Linked DNA regions of Homo sapiens: region 2 is linked to region 1. A link is a contact called in ENCODE Hi-C or POLR2A ChIA-PET data. All regions are on one chromosome and are shown on one strand. The core of a region is the stretch at or near the end of the contact, and the rest is flanking DNA. Distances in the headings are between cores, read along the strand shown. Region 1 holds the start of SIM1 (SIM bHLH transcription factor 1). Region 2 has its middle 40 kb from the start of SIM1.

Evidence for each region. Hi-C counts contacts between places; a loop is a spot of excess contacts on that map. ChIA-PET counts read pairs that join two places held with the same protein, here RNA polymerase II (POLR2A).
Region 2: a map of ascending aorta shows a loop between it and region 1 (1.9-fold over the local background). The contact joins the enhancer-like site here to the promoter of SIM1 in region 1. A Hi-C loop is called at or near these places in 1 of 168 maps with a recorded cell type or tissue (ascending aorta). POLR2A ChIA-PET finds 5 or more read pairs at or near these places in 1 of 52 experiments (H1).

Annotation. Positions count from the first base shown.
Region 1 is chr6:100,463,606-100,466,491 of GRCh38, forward strand. SIM1 (SIM bHLH transcription factor 1) reads right to left here and starts at 1,316. Exons shown (of 12, transcript NM_005068.3): 1 at 1,009-1,316; 2 at 1-330.
Region 2 is chr6:100,503,701-100,506,475 of GRCh38, forward strand. No RefSeq gene overlaps it. Among named protein-coding and RNA genes, the nearest start is that of SIM1, 40 kb to the left of the region's middle. Within about 2 kb of position 1,276, at least 5 of the 41 ENCODE cell types and tissues checked have a DNase peak (open chromatin) inside an H3K27ac peak, as active enhancers do; they include ascending aorta, where a contact is called at or near this core.

The DNA.
Region 1 (2,886 bases), core at 66-2,565:
CAAGAACAGTGTATTGATGGCAGTAAAAGACCAGCGGGGGTGAACGGAAAATATGTTCTTTGAAAATTCGGGATGCAGTATAGGAAAGTTGCTGATCCACCGAATTTGGGCGATCCACCGAATTTGGGCAATCCTGAGGGTCGTTCAGGGTATCAAATGCCAGTGGGACCCCTGAGGAGCCAGCCTTTTCTTCTACTGCCAGCTGCGAACCCTGGTCCTCGGAAAATCGACATAATAATCCCTGACGTTTGCTCTTCAGTCTCGCGGCATTTAAGGTATCTCCGAGCCCCTTTGGGAAGAGCAGGAACCCCAGACAACTCTTTCAAGGCCCTGTGAAGACAACAGCATCAGAGCATAAGAGATCAGCGGCTCCACAAGTACTCACACACTCGTCCCAATTCCAAAAACACGGCCGGAAAGGGCCTCAGTGCGCCTAGCCAGGCGTTTTGGGTTTGTTTTTAAAGAAACGGGTAAATCGGCAGCGAGACAGCCCCCTGCAAATAATGCTGGCATTCCCTCACCCATGCCAGCCGCATCCTCCAGACCCCTGGGAAGTTGCCCAAACAACAAAATACATATTTCTGAAGACCCGCAAGGGATCTTCCGCCGCGGATCCCCGAGTCCGCGCCCAGGCCGGGCGCACGTCCCAGGAAAGCAGGTTTCCGCAAATCAGAATTCCTCCAAGGCGAGGCAGGGGCCTTTCAGCTCCCTACCTTGGCAGATCTGGACCTTGGCTACCTCTTTAACTTGGGTCTCAAGTCTGAGGGATTCCTCAAAAAGTGACACTTACACACCAAGTCTCTCGGGACTCCCAAGGCGACCCAGCGCTCTGGCTGCCCAGCAGGGGCTGCAACAAGCGGGGCCCAGCAGCGCCAGGTTAACAGGTGGCGCGCTCGCGACAGCCCCTCGCAGGCTCCCCCGGGGGTGGGAGGCGCCGCGGCCTCTCCCACACCACCGCGGAGCTGCGGGGCTGCTGGGCGGGCGCGGGGCGTCTTCTGCTTCACCTACCTTCAGTCCCCACAAGCGGCAGAGGTTTCGGGGGCGCCCATCTCTTAACTGTTCTCATGCCTACCGTCCAACCCAGCGACACCGCCGGCCTCTCCGCTTCCCACCGGCAGAGAGGAGCAGAGCATTCCCGGCTCCCTTTTCTGGATCATGAATTGGAGGAGGGGTGCGTGGCAGAAAGAGGAGGATGCAAGCTTTGGGACGAGTGAGGTGATTTTAGAATCCTGGTCCTCCGTAGTTGCTACGAAGCCAGTTCACTATTATTCCTAATTGGAAGCCGAAAACTGCCCCCCGTAACTTCTTTATAGCTTAAGGGTTTAGCTTCAACTTCACTCCGGGGCCGCCTCTCTCCCGCCCTCCCTCAATGCCACTCACAAGCCCCCTCGCCTCCCATTGGCCTGGCGCGGCCAGGGGCGAGGCGCTCATTGGCCAATAGGGCTGAGTGACACGAGTCGGCCCCGAGCCGCCCTCCGCGCGCCCAGGCTCCGGGCTCTGAATCTTACTACCCGCGGGACCGCTGGACTCCTAATGAGCTCAGGGTGCCGGGTCGGCGCTGTCCGGTTGCCGCCGCTGCTCGCGGCCTCCTGGGCCTTCCCGACGTCGTGCGCGACCCGCGCTCCTCGAGCTCCCTGGGGTCGGGTGGTTGAGCGCTCAGTCCAGCGCGGCGGCCCAGCAGAACCGGGAACGTCCGGAGGCAGCGGAGGTCGGGCCTGCGGGTTAGGTCTACCGGCGGAGGAGGCAGGGTTCGCCCAAAGGCCCATCCCGCTGGCAGTCGCTGGCCGACGGCGTGCGCGAGGCCGGTTTGGGGAGTTATTTTCTCTTTCTCGTTTCTCTGAAACCATGGCGACACGGAATTCATTGCCAGAGGAAATAAATACAATAACTGTCTTTAAATTAATCCCAAAGAAGTGCGTCTTTTTCGAAATGGCTTGGGTTTGGGGCTGATTTTTTTCACCGTGGAAACTCGGCCGGGGAGTTTTCCTATGGGGAGCAGCTAGGGGGACACTAGGGGAAAAGCTTACATTTCAGGGCAAAATAGAATGATTGATATAGAGATACATAGCTCCCAACAGTCCTTTATCTTAAACATTAGCCAACTCTTTGTCGGGTTTTGTTTCAGGAAACAAAAGTCCAACATGATTATTCCTTACAGAAAGGATACAGTCTACATGAATGAACTTAACGATGCTCGCGGTTCCCTAATAGGAGCTGTTTAAACAAACGCTCACCAGGACTCTTGCTGACTAATTATCTTTTAGAGACCCTCTAATTTGAACCGCCTTCTCTTTCTCTCATCTGAGAAAACACAACAGGTAGCATCAAGAAAAAGTCAAATTGTCCCAAAAACAATTGTTGTCCTCACGAATCACCCCCTACAGACTCGACTCCCGGCTTGGTTTTGGTACGCCGGTGACCAGATTCGGCTCCTAGAGGTGCGTTTGGAGGGAGTTGTTTCATCTACCATAAAAATCAGTGAGAACACCAGTGACGGGGCACTCATCCTCTCGTTTGTGGCGCTAATTGCCACTGAGAAAATAAATACTTTGAAGAGGGGTGTGTGCCATTCTGCTGATATTCAGAACAACTTTAAGAGTGTTTGTTCAAAAATACAGACATCTGCCACCTCCTTGCCGCCCGATGGCAGTAAGATAGTCGTAGAAGGACAACAGCAGCTTTCTGGTGTTATTTACATATCTGGGCAACACCTGGCTGGAGGAGGTGAAAGTTTTGGATAGAAAGAAAAAGAAAGAAGCACGGAGATTTTGTAGGTCTTTCAAAACTGGAATCCAGCTAATGGACTCTAATCTAGGAGGAGTCATTTCCCCAGTGGCTGTAGCCACTTAGAGATCTGGTTCTGGGCGCCTTCCAACCACCCAATGA
Region 2 (2,775 bases), core at 26-2,525, 40 kb after region 1:
TTCCAGTAACATCAAGGACACCCAAGTAATAAAAGTAACAAGTAAAGAAATGTGGATTTGGGGGATTCAAAGAACTTTTAATTAGAAGTTGTGATTCTGCTCAACCAACATGGTTTGATCTATAGTCCATCATGTTCTTCAGGAAGTCTCTATGGAATGGTTAACAACTTACAGCCACAGTATTAGGAAACTTTAATCAGGTGCATTTTAAACAAATTCTCCAAATCACAGGGCAATCGAAGAATAACGATACAAATTTAAGTATCCATTCAAATATGTCTGTCTTTTTAGCCAAAAGCTTGACCTTGGGTCAGCCTGTATCTAATATCTGAACAGCACCCCTGCAAGATCTTTCTCAAATTGGAATGCAAAGTCTTGGGAAGAATATTCAAGCAAAATAGAATCCCTGAAACTTCATTTAAAGGCCTCAAATTTGAACAACTCTATTTTTCAGAGATAGTACTGAATGCTCCATGATGAAGAGTGGAAGGACTGAAGCTGAAATTGTGGGACTAAATCTTTCCAGAACTCATGATAGCTGTTCCTCCACTGCTTAAAAAACAGGCTTCCAGGGCAACATGGAATCAGCATTCATTCTTGGCATTTTTGAGTACCTGAAAATAATATAACTAAAACTTATGAAACTCAAAATGTTTTTATCTCCTGTGTTGCTTAGACTTAGAATTTCTATTTCTGAAGCCAGAAAAAGAAAGCTAATCCAAGGGCTTAATCCACATCTCTGAAGCCAAGTTCTATATTCAGTAATACTTAATTGAAAGATGTGCAACTTAATTTAGGTTTTTCTTTTAAGAAGCTAGCTCATGAAATAATTTCTGCCTACTCATTTTGGATTATTTCTAAAAACAGAAGGCCCAAAATTATTATCAATCTATATTCTTAACTATATGGAGATCCTATTTGGGGGTCTTTTCACTGTAAATAGCAGCAGTGATGGAGGGAAGGAAAGGGTCTGGTGAGAGAAGACAGAGAGCTAAAACTTCAGGTGAGAAAGATTCTACAATCATTGGAAGTTTTAAAATATCTGTAATGCCTAAGATCCATTACTACACAAAAACTCATTCTCCTTTTCCATAACAATCATCATCATAAAACTACCAATTAAGTATACCTTTCCTCTGTTGACAAAAGATACAAGATGGTCAGTTAGTACCTTGCTTTTGGTGAGTGTGAGAGTACTTGTAATCCCTAGAAGAAAAAGTGGTTAACTGTGTGTGTGGAGGCAGTGGTGGTGGTGGGGGCGGAGGTAGTTTAGAATTCCCGTATGCCTCTGTGTTCACTTAGTCATTCAGAAAGTATTTATCGAGTGACCGTATGCCAGGAAATGTAAGTCCTTCTTTGTAGCAGTGAACAAAAGTGACAAAAATCCCTGCTTTCCTGAAGCATAGTCAGAAGAGACTAATAATAAATCAACACATATTTTAATAGTGTTGATAAAACAATGGAAAAAAAACAAACAAGAGAGGGGGATAGGGAGATTTGGTGGGTTTGCCATTTAAAATAAGATGATGAGACATATGGAGATTAGGGGCAACAGTCATCCAAATGAGGGAGTAGAAATGGCGAGTTCAACAAGCAGGGAGGTGACTCCTGTGGTTGGTGTGTAGCGAGTAGGAGGGTCAGAGGGTAGTGAGGGGAGAAGGCAACACTGTGCAGGACTTTTGGTACTGTAAGGATTTTGGCTTTTATTCTGAGATGGAAAGGCACTGGAAGCTTTTGAGCAGAGTGAACTCATGATCAGACCTATGTTTCAAAAAACAAATTGTTGAGTAAAGACTGAAAAGGGGAAAGAGTAGCAGCAGAGAGGCCAGCCAGTAGGTGGAGTGGATAGGGTGGCAGTGGGGAAGGTGGCTGGATTTCAGATAGGTTTCAAAGGTAGAGTTGAAAAGGTCTGCTGACAGGTTAGATGTAGGTTGAGGTTTTCTAATTACATTTCTATTAGATTAGGAAAGCAGAGTCAGTAATGACTGCAAAGTTTTGGTCCTGAGCAACTGGAGGTATGTGTGGAGCATATGCTTGGGAAGTGACGTGTAATTTTCTAAGGCTATTGGATTAAATGGCGAGAAGGGGCAGTCAAAATTAGGGGGAGGGGGTCAATCTTGTATATTTGGACTTTGTTGTGTTGTTTGTATGTGTAAAGGGAAGAGAAGACAGATGATTTTTGGTGACTGAATATCCCACCACCGTATCCTCTTCCCATCAAAGCTAGCAGTGGAATTTTTAAGTATGAGAAGGGCTTCTAATTCACGTCAAGGAAATAGGTAGACTCCCTCTTTAAATTTTCTTATCATTGGGGCTGAAGGATCCCCACACTTAAAAGTCTCCTGTGTTTTGGTGTCAGGGGTTGTGGGGATGTGACGGTTGTTTATGAAAGTTGAATTCCAGTTGTTTCTAAATGTAACAAGAAAGAGGAAGGCCTGTCAGCAAGGGAATCGGAATCCGCCTTGACTTGAATAAGATTAAGGACAACCCAAGTATTTTGGGAAATGTGTGAGGAGTTTTAGTTTTCAGCTTGATAGTGGTAATGGTGGGGATGAGGGCCAATACATATATTTGTATGTGTTCAGGAATGGTGGTTGCAGGGGAGAACGTTGAAAGGAAACAAGCTGATTCTTACCAATTCCTGTCTGCTCTATCATCACTCTTCTTCAATGCAGGTGGTAACACTGGATCTTTGCTGAACGAAGCCTGTAGAATTACTTTCTTCATTCACTGCCTCTCCTTTCTTACTGCCCACTCTGGTCCTTACCTCCTGAA